2 separate regions of the Homo sapiens genome follow, and region 1 is linked to region 2. Evidence: read pairs that join two places in POLR2A ChIA-PET (ENCODE). Cell type or tissue: GM12878. All regions are shown on one strand. Each heading gives the region's core, and the rest is flanking DNA. Links, peaks and the distances in the headings are about the cores only.

Region 1 (8,872 bases), core at 3,705-8,704, 640 kb before region 2:
AGAATGAGCTCTGTGACTCTGTCACATCTGACTTTGGCCCAGGCCTCGGTTTCCCATCTGTGAACCGAGTGCATCAACCAACCTCCGTGTCGTTGGCTGCTAGAGAGCCTCATCAACACAGAGCTGGGCACCCGACAAGCTCCTGTTGAGCAGGGTGCTGTGCCTGAGGTAGAGCATGAGAAATTCCAGTTGCTCCATTCAAACGCTTCTCCCTGCCGACCCATGCGGTGTGAGCCGCTGCCCGCCCTCTGCCCGGTGTGCTGACTCTCCCGGACCCTGTTTGCGCCCTCGCAGACTCTCCTCTGCATGGGCTTACATGAGGCGTTTGGGGGCTGCTCGCCCTTCCCCCGCCACCCGCCCACCCACCTGGGCACTCACCCCAGTGTTGAGCTTGACAGCGGTGCGCTCCTCCTCGATGAGGGCTCCAATGCCGTCGGAGGGGTCCATGGCCCCACAGAGGTTGCTGTCCACAGCCCAGTCGCTGGCGCGCCTCTCGTGCTGGTACTGCAGGGCAGGGAGCTGGATGGCCTGGATGTCCATACTGCTGTCCACCAGCTTCCCGACCCTGTGCCGATACACACAGGGACCGGTCAGGACCCAGCTCCCCGGGTGGGTGGAGGGAGGGACTATGGTTAGAGGCACTGAGGGGAGCAGTGTTGCCGCAGTCCTTGGCTTGCTCATGCATCTGCTTATGTGTTTCCTCACTCATCAGTGTCTCCGGCCACCATGCACAGCTAATTTTTGTATTTTTAGTAGACATAGGGTTTCACCATGTTGGCCAGGCTGATCTGGAACTCCTGACCTCAAGTGATCCACCCACCTTGGCCTCTCAAAGTGCTGGGATTACAGGCATGAACCACCAAGGCTGGCAGAGGAGGTGATTTTTTAATATTATGTGAATTACATCACACACACACACACACACACACACACACACACACACACACCCCTTCCTAGAGCTCCCCGCCGATTAGGAAACACAACTGAGGCTGCAGCAGGCAGGAGGCACCCCCCGGCTGGCTTAGCAACATTGTCAGGCCACACTTGGAGCCCGTGTGAGCCCTGTCTGCCTGCTTCTTGCTCCTGTGTGCAGGCTGCCGTGAGGCCTAAGTACCTGCTCCTCTGGCCCTTGGCAGAGCCCTTCTCCCTCACTGGATTCTCCCAGTCCCACTCATCTTTCATGATCTGCTCAGAGACACCAAGTGTTGCCATCTCGTCAGTATTCCCTCTGATTAAAAGCCTTCCTGCCCATGGTCTGAGCTCCGGTGGGCGCTTACCAGCCTGGCTAGCTCTCCCCAGGTCCTAGACAAACCAGGAAAAGCTTCTGATTATTTTTCTCTTGAGACCAGGAGCTCAGAGAGGCCAGGGTCAGGTGTGGGGCCTGGAGCTGAGTCACAGGTGGGCCGTGTGGTGAGTATGAGATGGGGCCAGAGAGGCCTGAGACCTTGAGAGACAAGAGGCCCTGTGGCTGCTGAGACGCAGCAGGATCAACCCGGGTTCTACCCTCAGAGCCGGCTGACTCCAGGCCAGCCCGTGGTTTCTTTCTGTTATGTTCATGCTTCCTTCCTTCCTTCAACCAGGATTCACAGAATCAGTCAGTCAGTGCTCGGTCCTGTGTGGGACACAGGTCAGCGGGCAGTCCCTCCCTCCCTCCGCCGCCTTGCCTGGCCTTTTTCCCTGGGTCTGTTCCTGGACACATGGTCCCCTGCACAGGTGTCCCCAGAGCATGCACCACCATGTCCTGCATGTATGATCACCTATTCTGTCGCCTCCTCTAGGCTGTGGGCTCCCTAAGGAGGAAAACCTATCTCACGTTTTTTTCTTTTTCTTTTGACACAGGGTTTTGCTCTGTCCCCCAGGGTGGAGTGCAGTGGCACAATCTCAGCTCACTGCAACCTCCACTTCCCAGGTTCAATTGATTCTCCTGCCTCAGCCTCCCAAGTAGCTGAGATTACAGGTGTGTGCCACCATGCCCGGCTAATTTTTGTAGTTTTAGTAGAGATGGTGGCTGGGGGTGGTGGCTCACGCCTGTAATCCCAGCACAGATCTTCAGGTGGGTCACCTGAGGTCAGGAGTTCCAGACCAGCATGGCAAAACCCCATCTCTGTTAAAAATACAAAAAAACTAGCTGGGCGTAATGACGTGCGCCTGCAGTCCCAGCTACTGAGGCTGAGGCAGGAGAATCGCTTGAATCTGGGAGGCAGAGGTTGCAGTGAGCTGAGATTGCACCACTGCACTCCAGCCTGGGAGACAGAGTGAGACTCTGTCTCAAAAAAAAAGAGATGGGATTTCACCATGTTGACCAGGCTAGTCTCAAACTCCTTGGCTCAAGTGATCGCCTGCCTCGGCCTCCCAAAGTGCTGGGATGACAGGCGTGAGCCACCACGCCCAGCCCCCATGCAGTTCTGAGGGTCTGGATGAGATAGTTCCCATCTTCATTAACGACACAGGTATCTCCCAAGGACGATCTAAGCCCAAGAAGAGCTGGGCACGCCTCTGACGCCGTGTGCCAGCTAGACCCGTGGCGGGTCTAGGAGGGACCCCAAGGCAGTGCAGGCCCCTCACGTGTGCCGCCGTTTCCCACGCACACCAATGTTGCTGACAGTCACAATCTGCACTTGGGGCTCTGACGGCGGCCACTGCCCGCCCCACCCCAGGCTGTTCCTCCAGCCTCACGTGGGCATTTGAGATCATAACCGAGGTGACTGTTTATCACTGCACTTTTTAGAAGTCCTCGGCTGAGCACGGTGCCTCACGCCTGTAATACCAGCACTTTGGGAGGCCAAGGTGGGCGGATCACCTGAGGTCAGGAGTTTGAGACCAGCCTGACCAACATGGAGAAAACCCATCTCTACTAAAAATACAAAATTAGCTGGGTGTGGTGGCACATGCCTGTAATCCCAGCTACTCGGGAGGCTGAGGCAGGAGAATCTCTTGAACCCAGGAGGCGGAGGTTGCGGTGAGCCGAGATCGCACCACTGCACTCCAGCCTGGGCAACTAGAGTGAAACTCCATCTCAAAAAAAAAAAGTCCTCTGCAGCACGGAGCCCAGTCCTAGGTGGACGGAAATGCGCATTTACTGACCGAAGGAAGACTTCCTCCATGGTGGTGATGGATGCCCCAAAGCTGGCAATGCCCAGCTCTTTCTGCTTCTTCTCCAGTTTAGCAAAGAGACCTTCAAACCTGAAAAACAGACCCAGCATTATGAGTCACTTCTCAGTGACTTTCTAGATAATTTGTTCCTAAAGCATCACCCCCCCTCGGCCAGGCACAGTGCCTCACACCTGTAACCCCAGCACTTTGGGACGCCAAGGCGGGCGGATCACCTGAGATCAGGAGTTCGATACCAGTCTAGTCAACATGGTGAAACCTGTCGCTATTAAAAACATAAAAAATTAGCCACGTGTGGTAGCAGGTGCCTGTAGTCCCAGCTACTCAGAAGGCAGAGGCAGGAGAACACTTGAACCCAGGAGGTGGAGGCTGCAGTGAACCGAGATTGCGCTACTGCACTCCAGCCTGGGTGGCAGAGTGAAACTCTGTCTCAAAAAAATAAATAAATAAATAAAATTAAAAAAATAAGGAGGCCAGGTGCAGTATCTCACACCTGTAATCCTAGCACTTTGGGAGGCCGAGGTGGGCGAATTGCCTGAACTCAGGAGTTCGAGACCAGCCTGAGCAACACGGTGAAACTCTGTCTCTACTAAAATAAATAAAACAAAACAAAACAACAAACAACAACAACAACAAAAACTACCCAGTCATGGCGGCTTGTGCCTGTAATCCCAGCTACTCGGGAGGCTGAGGCAGGAGAATTGCTTGAACCCGGGAGGCGGAGGTTGCGGTGAGCTGAGATCGCACCACTGGACTCCAGCCCGGGCAACAGAGCAAGACTCCGTCTCCAAAAACTAAACTAAACTAAACTAAAATGAATCACCCCCCTAATCCCCCTATAGAATGGGGCAGGGGCCACAGGAGGTTAATTCCTTGAAATACCTTTTTTTTTCTTTTTTTCTTTAGATGGAGTTTTGCTCTGTCACCCAGGCTGCAGTGCAGTGGCACAGTCTCGGCTCACTGCAAGCTCCGCCTCCCAGGTTCATGGCATTCTCCTGCCTCAACCTCCAGAGTAGCTGGGACTATAGGCGCCCGCCACCACACCCAGCTAATTTTTTGTATTTTTAGTAGAGATGGGGTTTCACCGTGTTAGCCAGGATGGTCTTGATCTCCTGACCCTGTGATCCACCTGCCCTGACCTCCCAAAGTGCTGGGATTACAGGCAATGAGCTACCAAGCTACCGTGCCTGGCCAAAATGCCTTTTTTTTTTTTTTTTTTTTTGGAGACAGGGTCTTGGTCTGTCACTCAGGCTGGAGTGCAGTGGTATAATCTCGGCTCACTGAAGCCTTGACCTCCCGGGCTCAAGCAATCCTCTCACCTCAGCCTCCCAAGTGTCTGGGGCTACAGGTGTGCACAACTACACGTGGCTAAGTTTTTTTTTTTTTTTTGAGACTGAGTCTTGCTCTGTCACCCAGGCTGGAGTGCGGTGGCGCGATCTTGGCTCACTGCAAGATCTGCCTCCCGGCTTCATGCCATTCTCTTGCCTCAGCCTCCCGAGTAGCTGGGACTACAGGTGCCCGCCACCACGCCCGGCTAATTTTGTTTTTGTATTTTTAGTAGAGATGGGGTTTCACCATGTTAGCCAGGATGGTCTCGATCTCCTGACCTCGTGATCCACCCGCTTCGGCCTCCAAGTGCTGGGATTACAGGTGTGAGCCACCGTGCCTGGCCATGTGGCTAATTTTTAATTTTTTTGTAGAGATGGGGTCTCACTATGTCGCCCAAGCTGATCTCCTTCTCCTTCTGCCTTGGCTTCTGAAAGTGTTGGGATTACAGGCATGAGCAACCATGCCTGGCTAAAAGTGAGGTTCATATGGTTTGATTCCCTGGTTTTTTCTTTCTTTTTTTTTTTTTGAGATGGAGTCTCCCTCTGTCACCCAGGCTGGAATCCAGGGGTGCAGGGGTGCAGGGGTGTGATTTCGGCTCACTGCAACCTCTGCTCCTGGGTTCAGTGATTCTCCTGCCTCAGCCTCCTGAGTAGCTGGGATTACAGGCACCCACCACCACGCCCGGCTAATTTTTGTATTTTTTTTTTTTTTTAGTAGAGACGAGGTTTCACCGTGTTGGCCAGGATGGTCTCGATCTCCTGACCTCATGGTCCGCCCGCCTTGGCCTCCCAAAGTGCTGGGATTACAGGCGTGCGCCACTATGCACAGCTGCGAAACACTTTCTAAGAATAAAATTAATAGAAGAAGTCACAAGAGAAAGGATGTTGCTACATTAAGTACAAAATCTAGGCCGGGTGCAGTGGCTCACACCTGGAATCCCAGAACTTTGGGAGGCTGAGGCGGAAGGATCACTTAAGCCCAGGAGTTCAAGACCAGCTTGGGCAACATAACAAGACCCCATCTCTACAAAAAAAATAAAAAAACTAGCCGGACATGTTGATACACACCTGTAGTCCCAACTATTCGGGAGGCTGAGGTGGGAGATCACGAGCCCAGGAATTCAAGGCTGCAGTGAGTTGTGATTGCACCACTGCACTCCAGCCTGGGTGACAGAGCAAGACCTTGTTTTTAAAATAAACAAATGTGGCCAGGCATGGTGGCTCATGCCTGACATCTTAGCACTTTGGGAGGCCGAGGTGGGTGGATCACCTGAGGTCAGGAGTTTGAGACCAGCCTGGACAACATGGTAAAACCCCATCTCTACTAAAAATACAAAAATTAGCCGGGTGTGGTGGTGCACGCCTGTAATCCCAGCTACTTGGGAGGCTGAGGCAGGAGAATTGCTTGAACCTGGGAGGCAGAGGTTGCAGTGAGCTGAGATTGTGCCACTGCACTCTGGACTGGGCAGCAGAGTGAGGCTCCATCTCAAAACAAATAATAAATAAATAACAAATAAAATAAATAAATGTAAAATGGAAAAAAATCTGACAAAATCAAACAACAAACTGGAGAAAAGTGCAATAAACTGATATTATCCAGATAATATCCAGACTGATAGATAGTGTCATGGAACACTGGCTTCCCTCCCCTTGCTGGTTCTGCCGTGTGTGTGAGACAGTGATGAGCAGGTGGTAACATCTCCAGCTCTGACACTGAGACCAAATTCACCACCCACATACAAATACAGACTCGGTTTCACGAGTAGTTCTGAGTGCAGCCGCAGCACGTGTTGAGCCTGGTGTCAGAAGGGGGAGTGTGAGCCCTGCATCAGCGCTGAGCACCCTTTTGGTGAGTCAGATACGTGCTTCTCCTTTTCAGGTCCTAATTATGTTTCTCCTTGCTAGGAGGCCTGGCACCTAGGACCCAGCCAAGCAGATTCATCTGGGCTGATGGTGCCCAGGCTGAGGGTCTAAGAGTGCCGACTGGCCAGGCCAGAGAGGGGCAGAGCAGGTGCCTCTGAGCACAAAGCCCTCATGGCCCATGGGGATCCCATCTTGGATGTATACCTGTGCGTGCCCTCCCTGGGAGGCGTACCTGTGCGTGCTCTCTCTGGGAAGGATGAAAGACAGCTCGGCCCCAGCGCTGCTCTCCAGCGTGGCGTTGGGCACGTGGTGGTGGACCAGCTGGGAGATGTCTTCCGGGTTGCAGTGCGGCTCCTTCACCAGCGTCATGTGATAGCCGGCACCTGGAATACAGGGCCACGTGTGAGATCTTTGGCTGATCCCCCAGGTCTCTTCATGCCCACCCCGGGGTCTCTAGGGCTCACACCAGGCAAGCTGGTGGGAAGGAGGCTAGAGAACCGGAGGTGGGCAGCTGAAGCAGAATGAATGTGTCTTGGAGCTCCCTGTGCTGTCCCAAGGGTGTCACCTCCCGCTCCTGCTGGGAAGAGCTGCTGGGGATCTAGGGTGCTGAGCACTGTCAGGGGCACCTGCTGGAAGGTGGGGTCTCCCCCCAGCTATACAAGCACCAGGGAAGGATATCATCAGCAGCGACGGACCACGTGTGAGGGCTTCTGTCTTGTGGGGTTAACACTGATGGTTATGGTGTGGTTCTAGGAAGGGACTGTCAGCAGGAGCAGGAGCAAGAGCTACCGGCTGCAAGACCGCACTGCACGGCACTATCAGAGATGCATCTCACCTCTTTCCCAACGTCACCGTGCAGGAGATGGAATTCCATGTCCTTTTTTTTTTTTTTGAGACAAGTCTCACTCTGTCACCCAGGCTGGAGTGCAGCTGCACAATCTTGGCTCACTGTAACTTCTCCCTCCTTGGTTCAAGTACTTATTCTCCTGCCTCAGCCTCCCCAAGTAGCTGGGATTACAGGCATGCACCACCATACCTGGTTAAGTTTTTGTATTTTAGTAGAGACAGAGTTTTACCATGTTGGCCAGGCTGGTCTTGAACTCCTGACCTCAAGTGATCTGCCTGCCTTGGCCTCCCAAAGTGCTGGGATTATAGGCGGTGAGCCACCACGCCTGGCCCCATGTCCTCTTTAGAGACAAGGATGCCAGGCCCAGGAAGAACAATGGCTCTGCCAACTGGGCAGTGGGGCAGGAAGTGGCTAGTGAAACTCTCAGAGGCCGTGGTGGATGGTTCCTCATCTCCTAACGCCTGCTGTCCTCCCTCTTGGTAACAAAACCCTGGTATCTTGGCTGAGCATGTGGCTGCCCAGGACAAAGGCCATCCCCTCCAGCCTACTGCTGACCACACTGGGTTGCCACTCAGTCACTAGGGGGCAGAAGTGGGACGTGAACTTGGGGGGTGTCCTGAGGGGAGGAGGGCTCCTATGTCTTTGCTCCACCCCGTTGGAATGTGGGGGACGCTGGCACACCCAGATCGTGCTGGACCAGGAGGTGACCTTGAAAGGGAAGCCGTAGTTGCACAGTACAGTCAGAGGTCTGGGCCCAGATCCTGTCAGCCCCTGCTGGCCCTGGCCATGCTGTGAGCTGCTCTCACGTGGGAGCTGCCATGTTGGTGCGTGTGTTGGCCTCTCCAAGGGCAGTGCTGCTCCTAGTGGCACTAGGCTTGGCCTCTGTTCTTCTGGTCATGGCTGAACCACATCCTAACCAAATTGAGACTTTCAGCTCCATTTCCTGCCTCTTCCCTCTCACAAGCCCCCCTGCCTGGTTGGGCTCTCCACCCAGAGGCAACAGACAGGAAGTCTAGAAAAGGCCACCCCTGCCTGATCTGAGGGCCCTTCATGAAGGTAGCAGCCATTCCCTCAGCACGGCAGCCAGGACACCGACCCTGTCGCGGGCTGGCCCCACCGCTCACCGTATTTCTGCTTGAGGAACAGCGAGGACCCGCAGCACTGCAGCTCCCCCTTGGCCATGATGGCGATGCGGTCTCCCAGCAGGTCAGCCTCGTCCATGAAGTGGGTGGTCAGCACGATGGTGCGGTCACTTTTCTGCCGCTGAAGAAGATCCCAGATGGCCCTCCTGGAGATGGCGTCCATGCCCGAGGTGGGCTCGTCCAGTATCAGCACCTGGAGGGAGAGACACAGTCTCGCGACGCTGGTAGAGCCACACCCCGGGCCCAGGCTGGCCTTGCGGTAGGCCCCATCGAGGGGTTCGCGGAGCCGGCTTGAGTCCTCCAAGGATGGTGATGGCCTTGTCTGGGGTGTCAAGGGCCAAGGTGCCCGGGCCATGGCGGAAGGGCCATCCCAGGTCGAGCAGGAGGGGAACCCACTGCCTCCAGTCCCACCGCCACACCTTGGAGCCTGCGATGAGGGCGATGCCGATGGAGAGCTTGCGCCTCATGCCCCCGCTCAGGAAGCGGCTCCGTGAGTTCCACTTGTCCTCCAGGCCGATGATGTGCAGCATCTGCTTGACTTCTTCAGGGCACTTCTGACGTGACAGGCCCTTCAGCTGCAA
Region 2 (9,933 bases), core at 4,799-9,798:
CCTGCACCTCGTGTCACCCTGTGGGGCGGCATGAGTAGGCCCAGAAGGACGGCATGGAGGAACAGGCTGGGCCGGGGCTGGGGGAGGTGTGGTGGGACTGGCCCTCCTGGTACCTGTGATTTCCTGGGGACCGGGCCTTAATGGAGTTAAGGAGCCGCTCCCCTCTGCGTTGTCTCCGGAGCCGACCAGGCCTTCGGGAGTGGAATGTGGGGCCCCAGGCCAGGGAACTTTGGATCAAAGTGGGAGACCAGTGGGAACTGGAGCTGCAGCATGTGAGGTGGGGGTGAGGACGCTGAAAATGTCAGGGACTGCAGTCTCGATTCCAGGCTGAGAGGTGGGAAAGACCCCACCATCTGCCCACACTCAGTTGCCCCAAAAAAGCCCCACCCCACACCATGACTGCCACTGACTGCCCCCAGGTCCCTGCCCCATTCCCCATTATTTGCCCTTTCTGCCTCTCCAGGCTGGAACCCGTGGTGACCACGGGATTAAGTTAGAGCCTGTACAGAAAATCTAACTATGCTATTTCAAACAATAGAACAATTCTGCCCATGGTTTCCAGAACAAGGAACTTTAGATCTAAAGGATTGGGAAAAAATTGGCAAAGAATTAAAACAAGCAAATAGGGAAGGTAAAATCATCCCACTTACAGTATGGAATGATTGGGCCATTATTAAAGCAGCTTTAGAACCGTTTCAAACAGGAGAAGATAGCGTTTCAGTTTCTGATGCCCCTGAAAGCTATGTAATAGATTGTGAAGAAGACAAAGGGACAGAATTCCAGAAAGGAATGGAAAGTTCACATTGTAAGTATGTAGCAGAGTCTGTAATCGCTCGGTCAATGCAAAATGTTGACTTAAACAAGTAAGGGTTATTTGCCTCAGGGCCTGGGAAAAAAATTCATGGACCCAGGAACCACCTGCCCGTCTTTTAATTCAATTAGACAAGGCTCTAAAGAGCCCTACCCTGACTTTGTGGCAAGATTGCACGGTGCCGCTCCAAAATCTATTACAGATGATAACACCCAAAAGGTTATTGTAGAATTAATGGCCTATGAAAATGCAAATCCGGAATGTCAATTGGCCATAAAGCCATGTTGACTACAATCAATTACAGGAGGTAACATATCCTGAATCATCAAAATTGGGGGGAAAAGTGGGGCCATCAGAGTCTAAACCACAATGGCCAACTCCTCCTCCCGTGGTTCAGATACCTGTAACATTACAACCTCAAATGCAGGTTAGACAAGTACAAACCCCAAGAGAATATCAAATAGAAAAGGATAGTCTCTATCTCGGCAATGCCAATCCAGATACAGTATCCACAATATCAGCCAGTAGAAAATAAAACCCAACCGCCATTAGCTTATCAATACTGGCTGCCAGCCGAGCTTCAGTATTGGCTGCCTCCAGAGGTCCAATACAGACCTCAAGTGGTGTGTGCCATGCCAAATTGCACGGCATCGTACAAGCAACCCATGGCGGTGGTGTTTAATACGTCAGCACCACAGGGCGCGGCGCTGTGTCCTCAGCCGCCCACTATGAGACTTAATCCAACAGCACCACCTAGTGGACAAGGTAGCACACTGCACGCGATCATTGATGAAGCTAGAAAACAGGGAGATCTTGAGGCGTGGCAGTTCCTGGTAATTTTACAATCGGTACCGGCCGGGGAAGGGGCTCCAGCAGGAGCACCTGCGGTGGCTAATGCTAGATATGAACGCTTCACCATGAAAATGTTAAAAGACATGAAGGAAGGAGTTAAACAATATGGACCCAACTCACCTTCTATGAGAACATTATTAGATTCCATTGCTCCAGCAGGAGTTGATGTAGTTACAGAATATGTGAAGGCTTGTAATGGGATTGGAGGAGCCATGCATAAAGCTATCCTAATGGCTCAAGCAATGACTGGGGTTGCTTTAGGAGGACAAGTTAGAACATTTGGGGGGAAATGTTATAATTGTGGCCAAATTGGTCGTCTAAAAAAGAATTCCCCGGCTGGCTCAGTCAGTAGATCATGAGACTCTTAATCTCAGGGTCGTGGGTTCACGCCCCACACTGGGCGCCAGGTGAAGGAGGCCTGCCGCTCCACACCTATGGATATTTCTCGTCAGGTGGAGATGAGACTGATAAAAGAAATAAGACACAGAGACAAAGTATATAGAAAACAGTGGGCCCAGGAGATGGGCACTCTATGTGCGAGGACCCGCACTGGCGCTGGTCTCTGAGTTCCCTCAGTATTTATTGATGACTATTTTTACTATCTTGGCAAGGGGAGTGTGGCAGGGCAACAGGGTGATGGTGGGGAGAAGGTCAGCAGGGAAACATGTGAGCAAAGGAATCTGTATCATGAAGAAGTTCAAGGAAAGGTACTGTGTCTGGATGTGCATGTAGGCCAGATTTGTGTTTCACTTCACACAAACATCTCAGTGTAGCAAAGAGTAACAGAGCAGTATTGCTGCCAGCGTATCTTGCCTCCAGCCACAGGGTGGTTTTCTCCTATCTCAGAATAGAACGAATGGTCGGCTTTACACTGAGACATGCCATTCCCAGGGACGAGCAGGGGACAGAAAGCTTCCTCTTACCTCAACAGCAAAGAGGTTTCCCTCTTTCACTCCTCCTCCTCAGCACAGACCCTTCACAGGTGTCAGGCTGGGGGATGGTAAGGTCTTTCCTTTCCCATGAGGCCATATCTCAGGCTGTCTCAGTGGGGGGAAACCTTGGACAATACCTAGGCTTTCTTGGGCGGAGCTCCCTGTGGCTTTCCACAGTGCATTGTGTCCCTGGTTAATGGAGAATGGCAGTGACTTTTACCAGGCATACTGTCTGCAAACATATTGTTAACAAGGCACATCCTGCACAGCCTTAAATCCATTAAACCTTGATTCAGTACAGCACATGTTTCTGTGAGCACAGGGTTGGGGTTAAAGTTACAGATTAACAGCATCACAAAGCAGAGCAATTTTTCTTCGTACAGATCAAAATGGAGTTTCTTATGTCTTCCTTTCCTACATAGACACAGTAACAATATGATCTCTCTCTCTTTTCCCCACACAAAAAGCCCCACCCCACACCATGACTGCCACTGACTGCCCCCAGGCCCCCACCCCAGCCCTGTGCTGGTTCCCCATTATCTGACCTTTCTGCCTCTCCAGGCTGGAACCCGTGGTGACCTCAGAATTCTCCAGACACCACCACAGCCCCGTCCCCGACCAGCCGAGGCAGCCACAGCAACAGCTCCGGCACAAGGTGGCTGCCACTGTGGGGCCCTGGTATCTCCTGAAGTGGGGGTGGCCTGGGGCCTCCAGGCTAGGATAGGGACTGGGTCTGCCTGAGCCCAGAAAGGGCTTTCTGCCTCCCAGGCCGTGATGTGGTGCCGTCCTCTGGAAAGGGCTCTGCGTACCAGGCCCACATGCCTGAGACAGGTGCCTGGCGTCCTGGTGAAGCACATGGTTTCCAAAAAGGTCCTGACAAGTCCCTGGGCATCTGAGCAGAAACGGGTCTCAGCTTCCCGCCTCTTCAGCCTCAAGTGTATCACAGGTGTCTGTGCCTCACTATCCTCGTCTATAACTGGGTCAATAAGAACGTTCTGCCGTCATAATGTAGGGACTGGAGGGGGGACTGGAAACGCGGGTGGAAACCCTTCGTCCGTGCTCAGCATGTGGCTGAGCTCTTAGTCCATTAGTCACTCTGATGGCCCCTTGTGGAGGGTGTTTATTGTGCACATTTTCCAGATGGGGAAAGTGGGGTTGGATGGGGCTGACGTACCTAAGGCTGCCAGGAGAGGAACTGGCAGAGCAGAAGCCTAGTTCCATCAGGCCCCCGGCCAGTCTTGGCCCCAGCGAGCAGTGAGGCAGCCCCATCTGCCCCACCTCCCTCCCAGATCCACGTCTAGAGTCCCCCAAGGGCTTCCACCACTGACGGGATTTTGCTTCCTTCCTTAGGACGGAACCACTGCACTCCAGGTTCCTTGCTGGGTGCTGAGCGTGGCCTGAGGGACAGGCCCTGGGTCCCGGGATGCCCCTGCCCGAGCCCAGCGAGCAGGAGGGCGAGAGTGTGAAGGCCGGCCAGGAGCCATCCCCCAAGCCAGGCACGGACGTCATCCCGGCAGCCCCCAGGAAGCCCAGGGAGTTCTCCAAACTGGTGCTGCTCACAGCCTCCGACCAAGATGAGGATGGGGTGGGATCCAAGCCCCAGGAAGTGCACTGCGTCCTGTCCCTGGAGATGGCTGGCCCCGCCACCCTCGCCAGCACCTTGCAGATCCTGCCAGTTGAGGAGCAGGGAGGGGTGGTCCAGCCAGCCCTAGAGATGCCTGAACAGAAGTGCAGCAAGCTGGATGCAGGTGAGGTGTGGCTTCCCGCCCCTGCCCAGCCACCCCGTGGGTTCCAGCGCTCCCAGCAGGCCCTGTACACCCTGCTTCAAGCATAGTGTCTTGTCCTTGCTCCAAGCTCAGCCTCTTGGTCTCTGATCCTGAGCGTGTCCGAGGCTGGTGGGATGATCACAGTCAGGTACCAGGAGCTCCTGGGAGTTGCAGTGACGTGCAGAATTCCTTCAGCTCCCTAAAAACATCCACTACCACCCCCAAAATAAAAACCAGCCCTGAGAGTCTGGGCTTCTTGCTTGGGAGCAGGAGGAGAAGGCACCTGCCATACTCAGGATCCCCACGCCCTCCCTGGCTCTCTGTGCCTGCGACCCTGAGCTTTGCTCTAGCTTAGCTAACCTAGCCTTCCCGTTCCCCCAGCAGCCCCTCAGTCCCTGGAGTTCCTGAGGACACCATTCGGGGGCCGCCTCCTGGTGCTGGAGTCCTTCCTGTACAAGCAGGAGAAGGCAGTGGGGGACAAGGTGTACTGGAAGTGCCGCCAACATGCTGAGCTGGGCTGCCGGGGCCGGGCCATCACCCGAGGCCTGCGGGCCACAGTGATGCGGGGCCACTGCCACGCGCCCGATGAGCAAGGCCTGGAGGCCCGGCGCCAGAGGGAGAAACTGCCCAGCCTGGCCCTGCCAGAGGGCTTGGGAGAGCCCCAGGGTCCTGAGGGCCCTGGAGGCCGAGTGGAGGAGCCCCTGGAGGGGGTGGGCCCGTGGCAGTGCCCTGAGGAGCCCGAGCCCACTCCTGGGCTGGTGCTGAGCAAGCCGGCCCTGGAGGAGGAGGAGGCACCCCGAGCCCTGTCACTGCTGAGCCTGCCGCCCAAGAAGCGCTCGATCCTGGGGCTGGGTGAGTACAATCCACTCCCCTGCTGCGTCCACTCGGGGCAGGGGACCCGAGGGCCCTTCCTCAGCCCAAATAGAAATGTGGGGTCCCACAGGGTCTTTTAAAATGTACTCAAAGCTAAAATGACTTTTAAAAATATAAATGTGGCCGGGCACAGTGGCTCACGCCTATAATCCCAGCACTTTGGGAGGCCAAGGCGGACGGATCATGAGGTCAGGAGTTCGAGATCAGCCTGATCAACTTGGTGAAACCCTGTCTCTACTAAAAATACAACACTTAGCCGGGCATGCTGGTGCGCACCTGTAATCCCAGCTACTCAGGAGACTGAGGCAGGAGAATCGCTTGAACCCAGGAGGCAGAGGTTGCAGTAAGCCCAGATCGCTCCACTGTATTCCAGCCTGGTGACTGGAGCGAGACTCCATCTCAGTAAAAAAAAAAAAAAAAAAAAAAAAATACATAAATGTGGGCTGGGCACAGTGTTCATGCCTATAATCCTAGCACTTTGGGAGGCTGGGGCAGGAGGATCACTTGAGCCGAGGAGTTCAAGACCAGCCTGGCCAATATAGTGAGACCCCATATCTACAAAAAATCAGCCAGCTGTTGTGGTGTGTGCCTGTGGTCTCAGCCACTTGGGAGACTGAGGTGGGAGGATCACTTAAGCTAGGGAGATTGAGGCTGCAGTGAGCCGGGATCACGCCACTGCCCTCCAGCCTGGACAAGAGACCTGGACCCTGTCTCAAAAAAAAAAATCAGAATTTTATCTGGTTCCCATGCAATTCTAGTGTCCATTAAGTTCAGGAAAGACACCTAGGCCTGCTGCAGTGATTCATGCCTGTAATCTCAGCACTTTCGGAGGCTGAGGTGGGCGGATCATGAGGTCAGGAGTTCAAGACCAGCCTGGCCAACATAGTGAAACCCTGTCTCTACTAAAGATACAAAAAACTAGCCTGGCGAGGCTGGGCGCTTTGGCTCACGCCTGTAATCCCAGCACTTTGGGAGGTCGAGGTGGGCGGATCACGAGGTCAGGAGATTGAGACCATCCTGGCTAACACAGTGAAACCCTGTCTCTACTAAAAAAATACAAAAAAAGATTAGCCAGGCGTGGTAGCGGGCGCCTGTAGTCCCAGCTACTCGGGAGGCTGAGGCAGGAGAATGGCGTGAACCCGGGAGGCGGAGCTTGCCGTGGGCCAAGATCGTGCCACCGCACTCCAGCCTGGGCAAAAGAGCAAGACTCTGTCTCAAAAAAAAAAAAAAAAAATTAGCTGGGCGTGGAGGCGCCTGCAATCCCAGTTACTCGGGAGGCTAAGGCAGAATTGCTTGGAGGCGGAGGTTGCAGTGAGCCAAGATCGAGCCATTGTACTCCAGCCTGGGCGACGTGGCAGGACCCTGTCTCAAAAAAAAAAAAAAAAAAAAAAAAAAGATGGCTGGTGGGAGAGTCTTGGGTTTTGGGTCCTAGGTTCAACTTTCAGCCCTCCCTGATGGTAGCTCTGTAGCCTCAGAAAATTGGCTTAATTTCTGGAGTTTCAGGAGCTTTATCCTAAGGTGGCTGTGATAACCTGGATTGTTGTGTAAATTGCACATTTGGGGCTTGGCAAGTGGCAGATGGGAGTTCTGGCTGTTTTATTACCAGTAACTGGGACATGGGCTTGGGTTCGAGGAGGCCACGTGGCTCCTGACACAGCCTTAAGGATCTGAGGTGGCCCCTGCCCTGGGCACCTGGGGTGGGAAGGGAGGTGCAGGGAACAGGGAGACTTATTTTTCACTGTGATCTTTTCGAACCATTTGAATGTATTATACCTTGTGTGTTTTATTCAAAAATGGGTAGATTTGTTAAACAAAACCTAAAAAAAATATGAGCAGGAGTGACAGAAAACAGAGACCACTGAGTCTGAGTCCAGGTTGGCCCCTCCCGGTGTAACCTTGATGCAACATTGAGCAGGCCTGAGCTGGGGTGACCTCACTGACAGCTAGGAGAGGAATGAGACTCTCCTCTGGGTCACTCGGTGGTAGGGGTGAGCTGGGGTGGCCTCACTGACCGCTAGGAGAGGAATGAGACTCTCCTCCGGGTCGCTTGGTGGTAGGGGTTCAGTGGGAATGGGTTTGGGGCCTCTGACATATCTGGCTCAGGAAGCCAGGGTAAATTTCAGCCTTAAAGGAGAAAGGCTCGTGTCAGCCCCCACAGTCTGCAGGGGCTGTCCCTCCTGGGCTCCTCTCCACCCCTGGTGATGTGACCACTTGGGTCTCTCCTCTAGGACAGGCCCGGCCCCTCGAGTTCCTGAGGACGTGCTACGGGGGCAGCTTCCTGGTACACGAGTCGTTCCTCTACAAGCGGGAGAAGGCTGTCGGGGACAAGGTGTATTGGACCTGCCGGGACCACGCGCTGCACGGCTGCCGGAGCCGGGCCATCACCCAGGGACAGCGGGTGACTGTGATGCGTGGGCACTGCCACCAGCCCGATATGGAGGGCCTGGAAGCCCGGCGGCAGCAGGAGAAGGCCGTGGAGACGCTGCAGGCTGGGCAGGACGGCCCTGGGAGCCAAGTGGACACGCTGCTCCGAGGCGTGGATAGTTTGCTCTACCGCAGGGGTCCGGGTCCCCTGACTCTCACCAGGCCTCGGCCCAGAAAGCGAGCAAAGGTCGAAGACCAGGAGCTGCCAACCCAGCCCGAGGCCCCAGACGAGCACCAGGACATGGACGCAGACCCGGGTGAGCTGCCTTCCTTTGGGGCTCACCGGCCCTGCCTTGACTCTTGCCTCCAGAGGTCCAGGGAGGGAAGGGGGTGCGATCAGGCCTACCCAGCCCCTGTCCCCTCCCCTGACTGCCTCTTGAACCTCCCCAGGAGGCCCTGAGTTCCTGAAGACGCCCCTGGGGGGCAGCTTCCTGGTGTACGAGTCCTTCCTCTACCGGCGGGAGAAGGCGGCTGGGGAGAAGGTGTATTGGACCTGCCGGGACCAGGCCCGCATGGGCTGCCGCAGCCGCGCCATCACCCAGGGCCGACGGGTGACTGTCATGCGTGGTCACTGCCACCCGCCCGACCTGGGAGGCCTGGAGGCCCTGAGGCAGCGGGAGAAACGCCCCAACACGGCGCAGCGGGGGAGCCCAGGTACCTGGGGGTGGGCTGGGAGCTGGGCCCCAGGAAGCAGGCAGGAGCCCCACACTGCCTTTCCCTCTCCATGCTGCGGCTCCCCCTGGCAAACGTCCTCTTCCCTTCTTTGAACATCCTAGAAGGAACTATGGCCCTGGCCTCCTACTCCTTGGCCCCCCTGATGCCGCTTTCAATGGGTCTCACCTTCCTGCTCAGCCCAGCCTCCCCCTTCCAGCCTGACCTGCCCCACAGTAGCAGCAGCAGGGATAGACCTCCCTGCCCTCCTCTTCCTCCGTTTGTCTTAAGAGTTCATAGTAGTAATAGAGGGTGTTGACTGCACATGGTCAGTCTCGTTGCTATGGTGGAAGGCTGTCTTAACGTCTGAGTGGTTAAGGATTGAGGAGGTGATATTTACTTACATGCAGCCGGTTTCTCCTCTCGGCCCGCTGTTCCATAGACACCCATAATGTCCTGAAACGCTGGCCCGAGGAGGGTCCCGGCTGTCTCCATCTTTATCCACACGGTCGGCCCCCCGCAGTGCCTGGTGTTTTGACTTCACAACCACAGTTGCGTAAATGTCCCCATAGCGTCTGGCTGAGGAGCCATTTCATCGTGGCCTCCTCCACTCACCTGCTCTTCCTTCACGCCCCAAGGCGCTGGCCTCTCTTTCCAGTGGCTCTTCCGGATCCTGCAGCTTTTGGGTCATGTGAGTTGCCTCATGGCCCTAAAGTTCTCTCGGACTTGAGAGCTGTGATTGTCTTTCTCTTTTTGTTCCATCTCCAGAGAGACAGTGCTGCGAGGTCCCCGCCTCGTCCTCACCCCCGCTCCTGACCCCACAAGTAACTAAGCAATTGTTTCTTAGGGTCTTGGCTGCCCTATTTCCTAAAATGTGCCTCCACTACTATTAATTGGTTTTTCCATTTCCTTGTCAGCTACTCAGTGCACTTCTTGCACAGGCTTTTTTTTTTTTTTTTTTCTTTGAGACGGAGTCTTGCTTTATCACCCAGGCTGGTGTGCAGTGGCGTGATCTTGGCTCACTGCAACCTCCGCCTCCCGGGTTCAAGCAATTCTCCTGCCTCAGCCTCCTGAGTAGCTGGGATTACAGGCGCCTGCCACCTCGCCCAGCTATTTTTGTATATTTAGCAGAGACAGAGTTTTACCATGTTGGCCAGGCTGGTCTCAAACTCCCAACCTCAGGTGATCTGCCTGCCTCGGCCTCCCAAAGTGCTGGGATTACAGGCGTGAGCCACCATACCCGGCCACGTTTGGTTTCACTTTAGCCTAGAAACCTGCTCGCGGCTGACTGGGGGGTGCTCTGTGGTCCCATCTTCCTAACACAGCTCTGTCTTCTCTGTGGGGTGGCAGCTGCTGCGTTTGTTTGCCTGCTTTTGTGTGTCCAGGTCGACCCCACCTGGATCCGATCATCCACAACCGCAGGTTGCTGGAACCTCCCAGTGCAGCCTGGCCTGGGGGCAGAGGCCGGGCCCAGCTGTCCCTCGGGGTTCACTGTGCTGACTCCCTGCTTCTGGGCCTGCCTTTCTCTTTCTTGGTTTTCTTTATAATTTTGTGGTTTGGAGAAGTCCTGCCTCCCGTCGTTTCCTGGGCCGGTCCCGGGAGGTAGCACGTTGAGGCCTTTCAT

What was found. ChIA-PET counts read pairs that join two places held together with the same protein. Peaks named below come from ENCODE experiments on the same cell type or tissue, not always from the same donor. Only the 100,000 strongest peaks of a DNase experiment are listed, where the experiment ranks them.
Region 1: POLR2A ChIA-PET joins it to region 2 with 7 read pairs; 2 of 35 experiments call an interaction of 5 or more read pairs at or near these places.

The regions. Positions count from the first base shown.
Region 1 is chr16:2,289,056-2,297,927 of GRCh38, forward strand. ABCA3 (ATP binding cassette subfamily A member 3) reads right to left here. Exons shown (of 33, transcript NM_001089.3): 16 at 8,711-8,866; 17 at 8,274-8,484; 18 at 6,535-6,685; 19 at 3,085-3,183; 20 at 379-565. Among named protein-coding and RNA genes, the nearest start is that of MIR4717, 19 kb to the left of the region's middle. In GM12878, for the core only: CTCF peaks have their summits at 6,243 and 7,724 (motif pointing right); a DNase peak (open chromatin) is centred at 6,156.
Region 2 is chr16:2,925,668-2,935,600 of GRCh38, forward strand. It overlaps FLYWCH1 (FLYWCH-type zinc finger 1), which reads left to right. Exons shown (of 10, transcript NM_001308068.2): 3 at 3,946-4,343; 4 at 4,743-5,213; 5 at 7,463-7,915; 6 at 8,049-8,312. The coding sequence starts at 4,019. Among named protein-coding and RNA genes, the nearest start is that of FLYWCH1, 19 kb to the left of the region's middle. RefSeq lists an enhancer at 2,483-2,992. In GM12878, for the core only: no CTCF peak of the experiment used is centred there; no DNase peak of the experiment used is centred there.